Linked DNA regions of Mus musculus: region 2 is linked to region 1. The links are chromatin loops, found by intact Hi-C in ENCODE. Cell type or tissue: left cerebral cortex. All regions are shown on one strand.

Region 1 (8,000 bases):
TCTGGTTAAGAGCTCTGGATTCTGCTACACCATCAATTCTGAAACCCTAGTGGAGACTCCTCTCAAGTATCCTGCTGTTGCCTAGAACCATGTACAGCAGTACACTAGTACCTCACAGATGGCGTAGATGTTGGGGTGGATCAACTCAAAGCTCTGGATCTGGGCAGGGTAGTAACTGAGTTGGTTACTACCTCCCTTAAGTCAGCAAGGGCAGGACTAGCACTCCTGCTGTCACTGAGCTGCCTGTTAACTGTTTTCATAAGGCTGGAGAAACTAAATGAAATTCTCTCCTGTCTCCCCCAACACATGTGGGAAGTGATACCTAAAAGAAAATACATGCAGTTTGGACGTTCAAAGTCATGTTGGGATTGGACCACAGCTTCGGCATAGGTGTGAAAGGACCCCCACCAGTGCTCCCCTCCCCCAACCATTGGGAGCTTGTTCAGAGAAAGTGAGAAGTAACAGTGAAGACACCTAAAGTAGAACAAGTTCAGATTCCTTTGGGTTCCTCCCCAAACCAGGCCCTTTGGCCAGGGATACAAAACACTTTGCACTTCTGTCTCCTTTTTATCTTTTAGAAGAAGAAAATTACCGTCCCACAAGCTGATGGAAAAAGATAAAAGTGGTTGAGAATGTGTTCTTTTCTTCTAGTAGTAATGCCTCTTTCCTGAGGTCCTATCAGGATTCCAGGTTGGCGTGTTATAGCCTCTTACATGGCCTGAAACTTTAAAGAAGTTAAAAACTGAGTCCTATGTGATACTAGGAGGAGTATCTTATGCATATTATTTGTGGTGGTTTAAATAAAAATGGTCCCATAGGTCAAAAATAAATGGCATTATTAGGAGGTGTGGTCTTGCTGGAGAAGGTGTGGTTTTATTTGGAGAAATTGTATCACTAGCGGGAGGACTTTGAAGTTTTAGATGCTCAAGTCATGCCCAATGTAGCTGTTTCTTTTCTACTATGTAAGGATCAAGGTGTAAAACTCTTAGATCCTTCTCCAGCACCATGCTTGCCTGCATGATGCTGTCATGCTTCCCTGAACCTTTGAAACTGTAAGCCAGACCCCATTAAATGTTTTCCTTTATAAGAGTTGCCTTAGTCTTGTGTCTCTTCATGGCAATAGAAACTCTAACTGAGACAATGCCCAAGAATTTGGGTTTGTAAAATGGGATGGTAACATATGTCTCCTAGTCTGTTTGAAATATTAAATATGATAGTAGATAATGAACAAGGTGCTGAATTGGGACCTTTTTTGTGTCACTTCTGGCTGTCACCTGAGACTCCAAAACATCATAGGCTATTATCTTTCCTCCCAATTTCTTACCAGAAATTTAAGGTAAGACCCTATTGCAGCACACCCTATACACTTGGGGCACAAGGTTTGGAGAGATTGAACTGGAAATGATCTAGAAGCCTCCTCCCTGATGACTATATCACATAGGTTTTGAAGGTGCTATGCAAACTACTTGCTGAAAGCCTGTGATCCACAATGACCAGCCTAGCAATAAACCCCCAATTATGAAATAGTGTCGCTTAGGTTTGGTGCCTAATCAAAAGACACATAATTGAACTTGAAGACCTTCTTAATAAGAAGGAATTTATGCCTGATTCTGTAAACCTAGCCAAATACCCATGACAGCTTAAGTCATGTATCCTTGAATACCTAATACTGCCCCTTTCCTAAACTGGTTTCAAATTTGTTATTCTGGACCCATAGATAAGTAAGGCTATCATGCCTCATCAAAGAAGCTTATTTTTGTAACAAATATCAACCACTAACGAAATCCACAACTGCTTACAATAGGGGTATCCAACACAATACTAATCTCAGGCTCAGGGATCATTGAGGAAGAGGAGAATAGATTAGATTTTAAGAACCAGAGGATCAGTTGTCATCCATGGGATCGTGTCTTCCATGTATAACAAGGAAACTCAGGGGAACCACACACATGAAATGTCAACAATATGGCTTCTAAACAAAACCTGAACTATGACAATACCAGTTGACATTCCAACAAGGATGGGTGAAATCTCAAAGATCCTTCTCCTAGATGAAGAGCTACAGGCAAGTGTTGGCTTCTGAGAAAAAGGAAGTCAGTCTTCTCCAGGAATAAGTGATTATAGGTTACCTAATTCCAAGTGGTCAGTTCTAAATACATATACATAGAAGCCTCACTAAACTACAGGCTGTGTGTGTGTGTGCATAAAACAATAATTAAAACATAGGACATAAATTTGAAAGAGAGTAGTAGAAAGTAGAAGGAATTAGAGGAGGGAGAGAGAAAGGAAGAAATGATGTAAATATAGTAGTCATATATGACATTTAAAAACATCTAAAGAGGTGTGTGTAGGAGTCCACTGAGTACCCTGGGACATGCTCAGGTTAATGGTAACAATGGTGGCATAAGTTCACATATACCCATATAAAGTAAGATAGGAGAGGGAGAGTTCACATGTGAATTCTCTTACAAGTCTTGATGCAGAGCATAAGTAATTAAGATCAGTATTAGTATTTTTACAGCAAAACTAACTCTTTTTAGAATATCAGTACTAGTCACAGCCACAAAGAGTGAAACAGAACACCAACTCTTCCATCCAGCATCCCTCTGGGGAGTGGGGCAGACTCCAGGTGTCTAAAATACCTCTCTGACATGTCTTAGTCTGTCTGTGGGGCTAGAAGCCCATATGCAGAACCTGTAGGTAGTAAAGGAACCCGTTGGGGGTTTTCATTTACAGTCTGGGTGCTAAATAGCCTGAGACATTCCTTATAAAAAACAGGAATGCGTGAGAAAAGTATCTGACCACATATGATGTTTATCTTTTCTAAAGTTTGTTCTGATAGTTTCAGTTCTCTGGGCGATTTTTCTCAAATCCCTACTTCTTCTTTACCTTTCATTTCCATCCTTTTCTCTCCTTCCTACCCTTCCTTTCTCACTTCCTCCTTTCTTGCCCTTCCTCTGTATGTCTTCCCTTCTCCCCCTTTCATTCAAAATTTACAGATTTCTACAATTAAAGTTTTGAGTAACTTTCTTAGGGATGCCCTTTGTATCTCTCAAAAAATTTCAGAAACATTCCAAGATAACCTTTGTTAAAAATCTCTGGAATCTTGATCTCTCTGGAAGTCTTTCTCCCACTTTCTTCTCTCTTTGAAACAGTGTCCTCTCTGAACCTGAGACATCAAGTCCCTTCTCTTCCACAGCTTACTATCATTTTGAAAATGGATGCTGGTCAAAGAAACCTGCTGGATTCAGAAAATCTCCACACTCACAAGCACCTGTAATTTCCAAATATGTTAAGATCAAGTTAGAGCCAGAAAAGAGCCTGGCATTTGGGGTTAGTGGATCTAACGTTTGATTTTATATTGTTTGATACTGTTTGTGTGGCCTTTGAGAAATTGCTTGTTTCCTTCCAAAACTTTCTTTTGTGATCATGAGAAAGCAGTCGTGGAAATTATGGTGTTTTTTGAGCATTGGATCAATCCTTATGCCTCAGCTATGTGGTTTGGTTCAGAAGAGGTTGCTAAATGATAAGTGCCTGGGTATGCAGTCATGACTCATGATTCTCCATGAGCCAAGAAATAAGGAAACAAAGAGCTTCTGTTTATACTTTGTATATCATTTGGTAGAAAGATGGAGTGACTTGGAAAGTCCCTTGAATTTTAGAAGGTGTGTTGTGTAAGTTCATTGCAAATGCCCTCTGTGTATACGCTTTTGGATTGTATTTAAATACTACCTTTAGAAGTGCAATACTAAGAATTGGACACAAGGTGGCACCATGGAACAGGCTTCAGTAGTGTCTGTACATTTTGAGAAAGGAGAAACAGCATTAAATGATACAGCTATATGTGAGCCCATCAGTCTGCAGAGCTCAGCATCAAAGAGGATTCGTAGGATAGCAGGAAGTCTTAGCTGTCCTGTGATAAGACATCATTGTGTTTAGTATGTAGACAAATGTCATTCAATAAGCCCCTGCAGAGACAGAAATATTCTATAAATGTGTTGTCTGAAATGATAGCAATTAACCACATGCAAATACTTCTGGTATGGTTACAGTGACAAAGGAGTATACATTTTAACTAATTTAAAAGATAAATTACCATTCTAATAGTTTCTGGGCTGTACAGCACAGAATTCTAGAACATTTCAGGTTTTTATTTTTTAAATGATAAATGATAAATATTCTAGTCAACACTTCCAATTTGTACTTTTAAATTCATTGTTGTTCATATGTTTCTCACAGTGGTGAGGAAGTGGTGAGTCAGGAGAAGCGGTGGAAGATTGAAAGATGATTTCCTAACATAATAATACAAGCAAGTCAGTAAGAGCTAGAAATCACTCTTGTCTTTTCTTCTGAGAACTGACCAAATGAAAATTATTTCTAATGTGGACTAACAAACAGCAGTCCTGTGATGCTGTGAAAATGAGAAAATTATGGTGCAACATGGCATAATGGCTTTTTATTTGGCATGAAAATTAGGTGCCCATCTAAAAGAGTGAGATTCCCTCACACTGCATATGGCTGATTAAACTTAAAAGCAAGAATGAACCACACTCAATAGCACTGCTATGGAAGAAATTCTGAAGGGAGTTGGCTTTGAGACGGGCATGGATAATGTAGTAATAACATTTTAACAAATAAGTTTTGTTAAAAATTGGGAGACACAGACAGGTACCAAGTGGATGGATTGTGTGGGGCATTGACCAGGGGATGCTCTAAGTAAGCTGAGTACAGTGGCTCTATTAACTCGTATTGAGGGACTTTACTATCTAGTATGAAACAAGCTAGGCAAATTCCTGAAAAGAGGAGGTCCTATATCTATAAGAAAACAAATATGTCATGCTCCATGAAGAATGTCATCATGGATTACTGGTATGGGAAAGATAGCGTGAGTTTCCATAGGAGGTAGAGGGCTCTGCTGTACACAGTGGAATATAGGCAGGAAGAAGACCCCAGAATCATTTTGGAAATGTTTGATGATGATGTAGTGTTTTGTACTACCATGGCAACCTGGAGGCAGCACTCTACCAACCTAACAATTTAGCTCTGGTTTTGGCCAAATGTTGACAAATGTACTGAGTCATCAGATCAAATCTTTGTTAAAGCATTATCATATAGGTCAGGGTGGATAATTTTTAGAAGTGTGATTGGATTCTGTTTGAGGATGTTTGCATCTATGTTCATAGCAGGTCTGTAATTTTTATTTTTTGTTGTGTCTTTGTGTAGTTTATGTATTGAGCTAATTCTGGCTTCCTTAAAAGAACCAGGCAAACTGGATTGCTTCATATAGAAGAATACAAATAGATCCTGGTTTATACCCTACAAAAAATTCAACTCCAAATAATTCAAATACCTAAACACAAGGCCAGATACTGTGCATTTTGTAGATGAAAAAGTGTGGAATAGCCTTGAACTTATTGACACAGGGAGAGACTAAATGAACAGGACACTGATAGCACAGGCACTAAGACCAATCATTAATAGTATGGGACAACATGAAACTGAAAACCTTTGTATGGCAAAGGAGTGTCAGGAAAAGTGAGTACAGAATGGGAAAAGATCTTTATCAATTGATAAAGATACAATACATACAATAGAGGGTTAATATCTGAAATATATAAAGAACTAAAAATTGGACATCAAGAAAACAAATAACACAATTCAAAATGAGGTACAAAGCTAAATAGAGAGTTCTCAGAAATGTAAAAATGGTTGAGAAACATTTAGAGAATTGTATAATATGCCTAGTCATTAGATCATACAACTCAAAACTAGTTTGCGACTTCACTTTACTTCAATCAGAATGGTTGAGGTCAATAAAATAAAAATGTTGCAGCCGCCAGCAGCTCGCAACACAAGAGGATATGGGAAACTAGGAACACTTATTCAGTTCTGGTGAGAGTGAAAACCTGTACAACCACTATGGAAATCAAGGGGTGGTTCATCAGGAAGCTGGGAATAGAGCTTCTTCAAGGTTCAGTTCTCCCACTCTAGGGCAGACACCCAAAAGACTCTACATCCTACCATAGAAACACTTGCTCTCCCTGTTCTTTGTTTCCCTGCTCTTAATAGCCAGAAATTGGAAACAGCTTAGATGACCATCTGTGGATAAATAGATAATGAAAATATTTCATGTTTACACAATGTGCTATTATTCAGCTGTTAAAAAAAAACCTATGAATCTCAGAGGAAATGGATAGAGATTAAAAAAAAAAACTCTGAGTGGTAACCCAAATAGTGTATGTATTCTTTTATATTTGGATATTGCTTTTTAAGCCTTAAATACGCTTACCACAATCCATGTAAACACACAGAGAGGATACCAAATAAAAGGCTGTGGGTGGGAAGTATTGCCCCATGAAGGGGAAATAGAATTTATAGTAATGGAGACATGTGTGAGAGGTGGAGTAGGAGGGCTAAACTAGGAGAAGGAGAGAAAAAAAGGGTAAAAGAGGGAAACTATGAAGGAACAAATAATTCTAATCCCTATTTGCGGAGTCAAATGAAGACATACTACTATAGAATTTTCTCAAAATATATACATATATGAAAGAAATCTAAAGAAATGGAATCACCAAAATAACAGGAGATATGATGTCTCAAATGAACTTCTTTGCCACCAAGTGAATCACCTAATACCAGGAATGGGTTTCATGTAATAGAATCAATGGCTCAAGTGGTCATGTAAATTCCAACACAATTCAGGCTATTGACAAGGCTGTTATTTCTTCTCCATAAAGTGATAGCAAGCCCCTATTGCTGAAAATAATACTTACACATCTCACTGAAGTCAAGTAGGTGCCTAAGTAGAGTCCTCCATGTCCCCTGCCTCCAGCCAACTGACCAATGCTGGAAGGTATTCTGTACAGTACCAGAGAAGATAGGTACCCAGCTACAACTCTGAGGCCTACAATATTGACCTGCCTGCATGATAGGCTGCTTCAATAGTGGCACAATTGTTCATGGTGCTAGAACTGGAGACCAGATACACATGAGAGAGCTAGTGTGAAAAGTGAAGGCTGGCTGTAAATAAACCCCACAATTTCCGGCCAGGGTTTTTTCACGAAGCTTCCACCTGGAGGGAGTTTGATGTAAGGAAGGAATCTAATGGCAAACATAGACAAGAAAAGACAGCAAGCTGCTGGTGAGTTCCATGAAAGGGGAAGTGATTAAAAATAGGAAAGATTTCAACTAGCAAGCGGTGGGGGAATAATTAACACTCAGAGTGTTGAAAAACTACAGGGAAACATTCATATATATATATATATATATATATATATATATATATATATATATATATATATATATATATTGGAGTTATGTCATATGTGTGGTGATAATATTCTCTCCAAGAGCCATAGAGTATCTTAACAAAAACTCCAGTGCCAGGAATGAGAAACCTATCAGTGGTCAGCCAAAACAGTATGGATCATGCCACTGCCATTAGTTGCCTCAGGAAGTTGAAGGGGATATTATTGAATACATCACAGGGCTTGAAGAAATAGAACTGAAACTGACCTGGAAGTCTCCCTGAGGACTAGCTCTCACAGTTTCTGAAGGTGTTATATTAGTTGCCAAGGGAGAAAAGGAACCAGTATTCCTACACATATATAAAATCTGTGAGCCACATCAATGATCAGCTGAGCAAGAAGCACCCAATGGTGCAATAGTGGCACTTATATTTTGGGTGTGACAGCAGCCATCTAATTGGACTTAAGACTAACTTAATAGGAAGGAATTTGTGACTGCTACTTTAAAACTAGTTATGTACTCGAGGACAGTGATGCTGTGAAACCACTTTCCAAAACCAGGATACTCTCTAGTTGCCTTGTAAATATCCAACCAGGCCCACAGGTAAGTGGACTCTCACCCCACATCAGTGATCACACTCCCAGCATATTAAAGTGACTATTAAAAAAAAAACCTACAACTGTCAAAATGCAGAGAACAACTGACCATGAGTGTCTAACTCTCAATTGATGTATCTACAATGCAACTCTTAA
Region 2 (8,000 bases), 65 kb after region 1:
ATAAATACAAATTTGCTATTTTAAAACATTCTGATATCCCCCAAATTATTGCCTTGCTCAGTCATAATCAGAGAACCTTCCTTTTTTAGTAGATAGAAATTAACACAGAGACACATGATTGGATTGCATGCAGAGAGTAAAATATTTTGAAACAATTCATCCTTAAAAGGAATGTGATCATCAAATCCATCATGGGTCAGAGAACTATGCAGAAGAGAAAGCAGAATCATTGTAAGAGCCAGAGGGGATTGATGACACAAAGGAAACAGCTGTTTTTCAGACACATCAGGATTGATGCACATATGAATCACAGATCTTGTGTCAATATCATGGGGCCTGAACAGATTCAGGCAAGATGGGGTGAAAGTTAACACAAGCTCCAACCCCTAACTGAGAATCTATCTCCAATTGAGATTATGCTTGTAAAGGAAAAAAATTATAAAATCGAGTACTATAATTAAGGTTAGACACCATGCCTAGAAGTAGATGGCTAACATAAAATGAACTGAATGCTAATTTTTTTAAAACTTTTTTTCTCATATCACTTTGGTTATTTTTTGGTTTTACTGGTCTTTTCCTTACATTATGATATTCTGTTTTAATGGCATGTGTGTTGCTTGAGCTTTCTTTACATTTTTTTTTAAATATGGTTTGCGATTTGATATTTCCCTATTTGTTTTTTTAGTATTTGTCATCTTCAATAAATGGTACTTCTCTAACTGGCTGACTGTATGTAGAAATATGAAAATAGACCCATAATTGTCACCTTGAACAAAGCTGAAGTCCAAAAGGATCAAGGACCTCAATACCTCAATATAAAACCCGATACAATGAATCTAATAGAAGAGAAAGTGGGAAAGAGCCTTGAACTCATTGGCACAGGGGAAACTTTCCTAACAGAACTCCAATAGCTCACTCTCTAAGATAAAGAATTGATAAATGAGACTTCATGAAACTGGAAAGCATCTGCAAGTCAAAGGACCTAGTCACTGGGAAAAATCAGCAACTTTCAGATTGGGAAAAAAATCTTCACTAACCCCACATCTGACAGAGGGCTAGTATATAAAATATATAAATAACTCAAGAAGCTAAACACCAAAAATCAAAGAACAACAACAACAACAACAACAACAACAACACACACACGCACGCACGCACACACACACACACACACACACACACACACACACACACACAAAACCCCAACATCAACTAAACAACCCAGTCAAAAATGGAGTATAGAACTAAACAGAGAATTCACAACAGAAAAAATTTGAGTGGTTGTGAAGCACTTAAAGAAAGGTTCAAAGTCCTTATTATTCAGGGAAATGCCAAACAAAATGACCCTGAGATTCCACCTTACACCAATCAGCATGGCTAGGATCAAAATCTCAGGTGACAACACATGTTGGAGAGGATGTGGAGAAAGAGGGATGCTCCTCCATTTGTGGTGGGATTGCAAAGTGGTACAACCACTCTGGAAATCAATCTGGAGGTTCCTCAGAAAATTGGAAATGATCTACTTGAAAACCCAGGTATACCACTCTTGAGCACATACCCAAAAGATACCCCACCATGCCACAGGGGCATGTGTTCTACTATGTTCTTAGTGGCCTTGTTTATGATAGCCAGAAGCTGTAAACAACCCGATGTTCCACAATTGAATACTTCTCAGAGTTTTGCAGGAAAATGGATGGAACTAGAAAATATCATCCTGATATTTGAGGTATCTAAGACCAAAATAACATGCATACTATGTACTCACTAATAAGTGGATATTAGCCAAAAAAGTACAGAATATCCAGGTTACAATCCATGGAACCCAAAAAGGTTAACAAGCCTAATGTCCAAGTGAGGATGCCTCAATACTACTTGGGAAAAAGAAGAAAACAATCATGGAGGGGCATCTGGGTGGGAAAGGGGACAGGGAGGGGAAGAGGGGAACATGATCAGGCATTGGGTATGGGAAACAGGACTGAAGCCATATTGGCCAACAGAAAGAATGGAAACAGCAAATTTTGGGAGGTAGGTCATGGGGGTTCAATCCAGAATGTACCAGAGACATGGGAAGTAGAAGACTCTCGGGATTCAAAGGGAGGGACTGTAGATAAAATTCCCTACAGTGGGGAGAGGGAACTTGTAAAGTCCACTTCCAGCAGAAAGACAGGGCATGAAGTGAGGGATGGGGTTGTCTTCCCACAGTCAAAAACTCTGACCCATAATTTTTCCTGTCTGAAAGAATTACAGGGACAGAAATGGAGAGAGCCTGAGGAAAAGGTGGTCCAGTGACATGCCCAAAGTGGGATCCAGCTTAAGTGGAGGCCCCAAGGCCTGACAATATAACCGAGGCTATGGTGTGGTCACAAAAAGGGGCCTATTATCACTACCTTCCAAAAGAACCAACAAGCAGCTGAAAGAGTCAGTGGAGATATTTACACTCAACCAATGGGCAGAAGCTGCTGACCCCTGTGGTTGAATTAGGGAAAAGCTCGGAGAAGCTGAGAAGGGTGACCCTGTAGGAGGACCAGCAGTCTCAACTAACCTAGATACTTGAGACCTCTCAGTTACTGTGTTACTAACCAGGCAACATACACCAGCTGATATGAGGCCCCGCAAAGCATATACAGCAGAGGACTGCTGGATCTTGACTCAGTCAGAGAAGATGCAACTAATCCTCAAGAGACTGGAGGTCCTAAGGGGTGGGGTATTCTGGTGTGGTGGGGGGTGGGAGGATAGGGACATCCTCATGGAGACTAAGAGGGGAGGAGGTATGGGATGTGGAATAGTCAAGGAAAGACTAAGAGAAGGGTAAATCTGGACTGTAAGAAAAGATTAAATAAAATTAAAAAGAAAATAAAAAATAAATAAAAATGAAAGAAAAAAAGAAAGAGAGAAAGAGAAAGAAAGGAATAAAGAAAGAAAGAGAGAAAGGAAGGAAGGAAGAAAGAAAGAAAGAAAGAAAGAAAGAAAGAAAGAAAGGAAGGAAGGAAGGAAGGAAGGAAGGAAGGAAGGAAGGAAGAAAGAGAAAGAAAGTGTAAAGTTGGATGAAGGTAGGGAGGATTTTGGAGAAATTCAGGGAGGGGAACTTTGATCAAAATACATTGAATGAAAAATTTTATTTTCAATAAAAATCCTACTATTTATTATAGGCCTTTGGTAATTATTATTATTTTTTCTCTTATTTTTTATTACGTATTTTCCTCAATTACATTTCCAATGCTATCCCAAAAGCCTCCCACCCCCTCCCCCCCACCCCCCTACCCACCCATTCCCATTTTTTGGCCCTGGTGTTCCCCTGTACTGGGGCATATAAAGTTTGCCTGTCCAGTGGGGCTCTCTTTCCAGTTATTACCAGTCCTATTTTATAACCTTCATTAAACTGAATATTGCAAATAATCAGAAAGGGAACATATTTTGTATTAAGAAGTATCAAAGTAGTTGGAAAAAACTAAATAACATTTTAAATGGTAATTTCAAAAGTACATGACTATCAATACAAACAAATTTGCTTTTAGTTTTCTAAAATTCTCAAGGAAAATTTAGGGGAAAATATGTGAACAGCCATTCCTTGTCTCAGATATCATCACCGGACAAGCAAGTCATGATGAAACAGGTCTACTGCAAACAACAGAGAGCTCAGTAGTGCTGTAGTGCATGATGCATATCTGTGTGAGCTCACATGCTTTTTATAGAAATAAGCAAAGTAGAAAGCTCCCAGTTTTCTCAGTGTATTTGAGAATAACAAGGGTGATAAATATCTCCCTGGAGGAAACTGGTTGAACCTGGAGAGATCACCAACTCTGAGCTAGAGGAGGTGTAGGTGAATACTGATAAAGGAGCTTTGCTGAACTACCCACAGGCACAGAAGGACCAGGAAAGAAATTCTTTCTAGATTCTGGAGCTCAAGTAAGTGATCTGTGGATGTATAATGTTTGGAGACAAGAGTAGTTCCTGCCTCTGTAAGTCTAGTCTTACGGTTTTAACTCTAGTAGCTAATAGCTAGACAGTTCTTCATCATATATGGGGCTTAGAGATCTGACAGGAATTTAGGTCCTTCAAAAGAGAGAGTTTGTATTCAAATTTCATTGTTAAGATGGCTGATAAGGGTTAGTGTGCTCTGAATTTCAGAAATTACACTATTTCCATGGCCTGTTCTATAAATTAAAGAATCAGAGAGAAAAATAGTGAGGCCAATGTTTTAGACTTGATGATACTCATCCATAGAGGTGTTTCCAGTTAGTGAGGTCAGTTTATTAACTGTAAGTTATATAGTAAGGTATACATGATAAAGTATACACATAAATATTCACCAAAAGATCATCACTAATACTTAGTTTATTTAAAAGGTACTCTTTGTAAAGAGATTCAATGAGGTTAACTGAAATGCAATGAAGTCTGTATTATGTTTAAAAGAAATAATTTGTAAGTCTTAGAAATATATGTATAATCAAGAAATTGTCACTACAGTCCACATAACATATAACTGTGACCTCAAAACTGTGTTGGTGAGCTTTTAGGACTATTCCTCCCTTTCCCTTTTCTTTGTCCCTAGGAAAGCACTGATATGTTTTTATAATGATTACTTGCATTTTTTAGACATTTGTGTACTTGCAATTATAACACACAAAGCAATTTCATCTGTGAATACTGAATGCTCCCAAATCCTGTAGAGATTGATATCTATCACTTATAGAAATGATCTACCCCTGTTATTGATGCATATAGTATATACCTATCCATAGATTGTTTCTCTATTTTATTGTCAAAAATAGTTACTTCCAGCTACTTGCTTTTAATATGTACCAATATTAGACACAAGATTTCTTGTATATTTATTTCTTGTGTAGTTTTCTTTTTTCTTTTTCTTTTTTTGTAATGACTTCATTTTTATTCCAAAGACCTTGGGCAACCCACCAAAATCTAAGGTTAGTGTGTGCATGCATGTTACTAAACATTTTTTAAAAAATTTACCTTTAATCTTTTTTTATAGTCCAGTTGTTATCCACGTCCCGGTTCCTCCTCCAACAGTTCCTCATCCCATTCTTCCACCCCCTTCTCCAAGTGAATGTCTCCTGCCTCCATGCCCACTAGGCTTTTCGACTCCCTGGGGCCTCATGTCTCTCAAGGGTTAAGTGTATCTTCTCTTACTGAGGCCAGACAAGGCAGTCCTCTGCTATATATGTGTCAGGGGCCTGAAATCAGCTACTGTGTGCTGCCTGGTTGGTGACTTAGTGATTGAGAGATCTTGAGTGTCAAGGAAACCTAGGGAGGTAGGAGGTCCCTCTAGAATGTACCAGAGACCTGGGAGGTGAGTGATGCCTAGGACTCAAAGGGAGGGACCTTAGATGAAATGCCCAACAGTGGGGAGAGGAACTTGTAGAATCTGCCTCCAGTAGAATGTCAGGGCATCAAGTGGTGGATAGGATGGGGTTGCTATCCTACACTCAAAAATTCTGACCCAGAATTGTTCCTGCCTAAAAGAGCTGCTGGGACATAAATGGAGAAGAGACTGAGGGAAATTGGGATCCAGATCAAGGGGAAGTTCCAAGGCCTGGCACTATTAAAGATGCTATGGTTTAGGAGCCTAGCATGGAGCCTAGCATGGCTGTCTGCTGAGAGGTCCAACAAGCAGCTAGAATATAAAGACATAGATACTTACACACAACTAATGGATTGAAGCTGGGGACCCCCGTGGTTGAATCAGGGAAAGTCTAGAAGAAGCTAAGGAGGAAGGTGATCTCATAGGAAGAGCAGTAGTTTTTGTTTGTTTGTTTGGTTTTTGTTTTTTGGTTTTTTTTTTTTTTAAGAATAAATACCTTTAATAAATTCAATCATTAGATTAATTGTTCTGAAAGTTGTATGTGATAATGGAAGGTGATTCCAGAATCATACCAGTCACTTAGAAATTACATTTCTTATTATGTCTCCTGTTTTGCTGAAACCTGATCTTCCAGATAATAAGCCAACCAATCACCTACCCATAGCATGTGTGTAAGTCATATGATGGAATAGGGTTATATAACTTGTGTTATTTGACAGATAAATGGAAAATATACCATTAGCTTTAGTGTACATTCACCACACAAAGGCCAAGCAGACCTCCTACTTTCATTTAGTAGCAGAGATATTTTGATGATCTCCATGGCCATAAGGATTTTCTCCTCTTGATCTTGACTCGTCTCTAGAACATATGGCTAAGGCTTTAACAAAGTCTTGAATTTATCTTTAATATATGTGTCTTCTGAAAGTCTCTTTGTTGTTAGCTAGCAGACTGACTTGTCATTCTAACACAGTGAATAAACTCATACCTATGACTTTAAGGTGATTTGTGTTTACCTAAAACGCAGGATACCAGTTAAGTTTGAAGTATTTTATTTGTTTTGATATGCTGTATCCAAAGATTCAGTTACATTTATATAAGACTTCATCATTTCTTTAAAATTAAATTTGAATATGTACTATGGTTTTGCTTAAAGTGCTAATTTAGAGGAAAATTTGATGTTTAAATTTATCAAATTCCAATGTTTCCTTATCATCTACCTATCTATCTATCTATCTATCTATCTATCTATCTATCTATCTATCTATCTATCTATCTACCATTTATCATTTCTTTGCATTTATTATTCCTTTGAGAGTTTCCATTTTTGTACAATAAGTTTTGATCATATTCACCTCCAAAACCACCCCATTTCCATCCCTTTTTAAAAATACAATTTTGTGTCTATTTTAAAACCCTTGAAGACCAATTTTATGCTACCTAGATATTCTTGGATGTATAGTCTTCCCATGAAATGTGGTCAGCTTTCCAATCTTTATACTCTTTGAGAAATCTAGCCCCCCTTTTTTCCCAGATGCTAATAATTAGCAATTGCTCTAAAGATAGGAGTGAAATTGTATGCCCAGCTTTCTTTTTCATTTGGCATGGATTGTGTGTGTGCAAGTTTCATGCATAGTGTCATAAGTGCATCTGCCCTAGTGTGTCTAGAAGATGTTTACTTTTAATCATCCACTACCTCTGATTACTATACTGTTTCTGAAGCCCCTTAACAAATCATCCTTGGGCCCTGGGAGGGTGAACCATTAGTAATATATGTACCTTCAGTGCTAATCATTTTCAGTATCATATTTTTTTTGTACTTTGGCCAGTTGTAATTATCTGTCTTAATCACTATCTACTGAAAATAGAAGCTTCTGAGATGATGATTGGACATATTATTCTGTGAGTCCTAGGATAAGTCATTAGTAGTCAGTTAAAGATTATATCAATTTAGCAGCATAATAAGGAAGGATTTTGTAGCTAGTAGTTTCTACTACCCCACTTTAAGTTCTGGGCAGACCACTCTACTAGAGTCACACCTGATCTGTGGATGAAACACACACACACACACACACACACACACACACACACACACACACACACACACACACACACAAACACACACACACACACACACACACAAAACTACACTTATTTTAATATGCTTTTTAGCTCAATGCCTGGAAACATCTAAGTCTCCTGTGGCTAACCTGCCCTTACCTTCACTCCTAGCTCAACATCTTTGAATTTGCCCTCAGCTTACTTGCTCAGTTACCCTTACTGCCAGCTCAACATCTCTAAATCTTCCCTCATCTTAGTTGCATTTCTAATCTTCCACTTGCTATCCTAGGCTCAGTTGGGGAAGTGGCCAATGGCCACTCTGTTGAAGATATCACAAGGCTGGTGGCTTTTTCTCCCTCCAAAGCATGGCAGATCTAATTTTCCTCCTGCATATTCTAGCCAGCCTGCAAGAACCCATAAGTTCTGTCTTCCTTCTAGCCATTGGCTGCTAGCATCTTTATTGATTGATCAAGAAGCAATTGGGAACAGGACCTTCAGAGTTCACAGGCAGATCTCTGATCAAAGCATCAGAACTACTTCCTACAGGTTTTTCCTAGGGTCTACCACCTGTCTAGACAAACTCATACCACAGAACATGATAAAATAGAAGAGTTTGAGG

Evidence for each region. A loop is a pair of places that touch in the nucleus more often than their neighbours do. Peaks named below come from ENCODE experiments on the same cell type or tissue, not always from the same donor. Only the 100,000 strongest peaks of a DNase experiment are listed, where the experiment ranks them.
Region 2: a loop joins it to region 1, with 5 times the contacts of the local background. A loop is called at or near these places in 3 of 42 quality-filtered maps.

Annotation. Positions count from the first base shown.
Region 1 is chr4:111,904,333-111,912,332 of GRCm38, forward strand. No RefSeq gene overlaps it. Among named protein-coding and RNA genes, the nearest start is that of Slc5a9, 5.5 kb to the left of the region's middle. In left cerebral cortex, a CTCF peak has its summit at 3,761 (motif pointing right); a DNase peak (open chromatin) is centred at 3,765.
Region 2 is chr4:111,969,211-111,977,210 of GRCm38, forward strand. Skint7 (selection and upkeep of intraepithelial T cells 7) reads left to right here and starts at 3,717. Exons shown (of 7, transcript NM_001142775.1): 1 at 3,717-3,906. In left cerebral cortex, no CTCF peak of the experiment used is centred here; no DNase peak of the experiment used is centred here.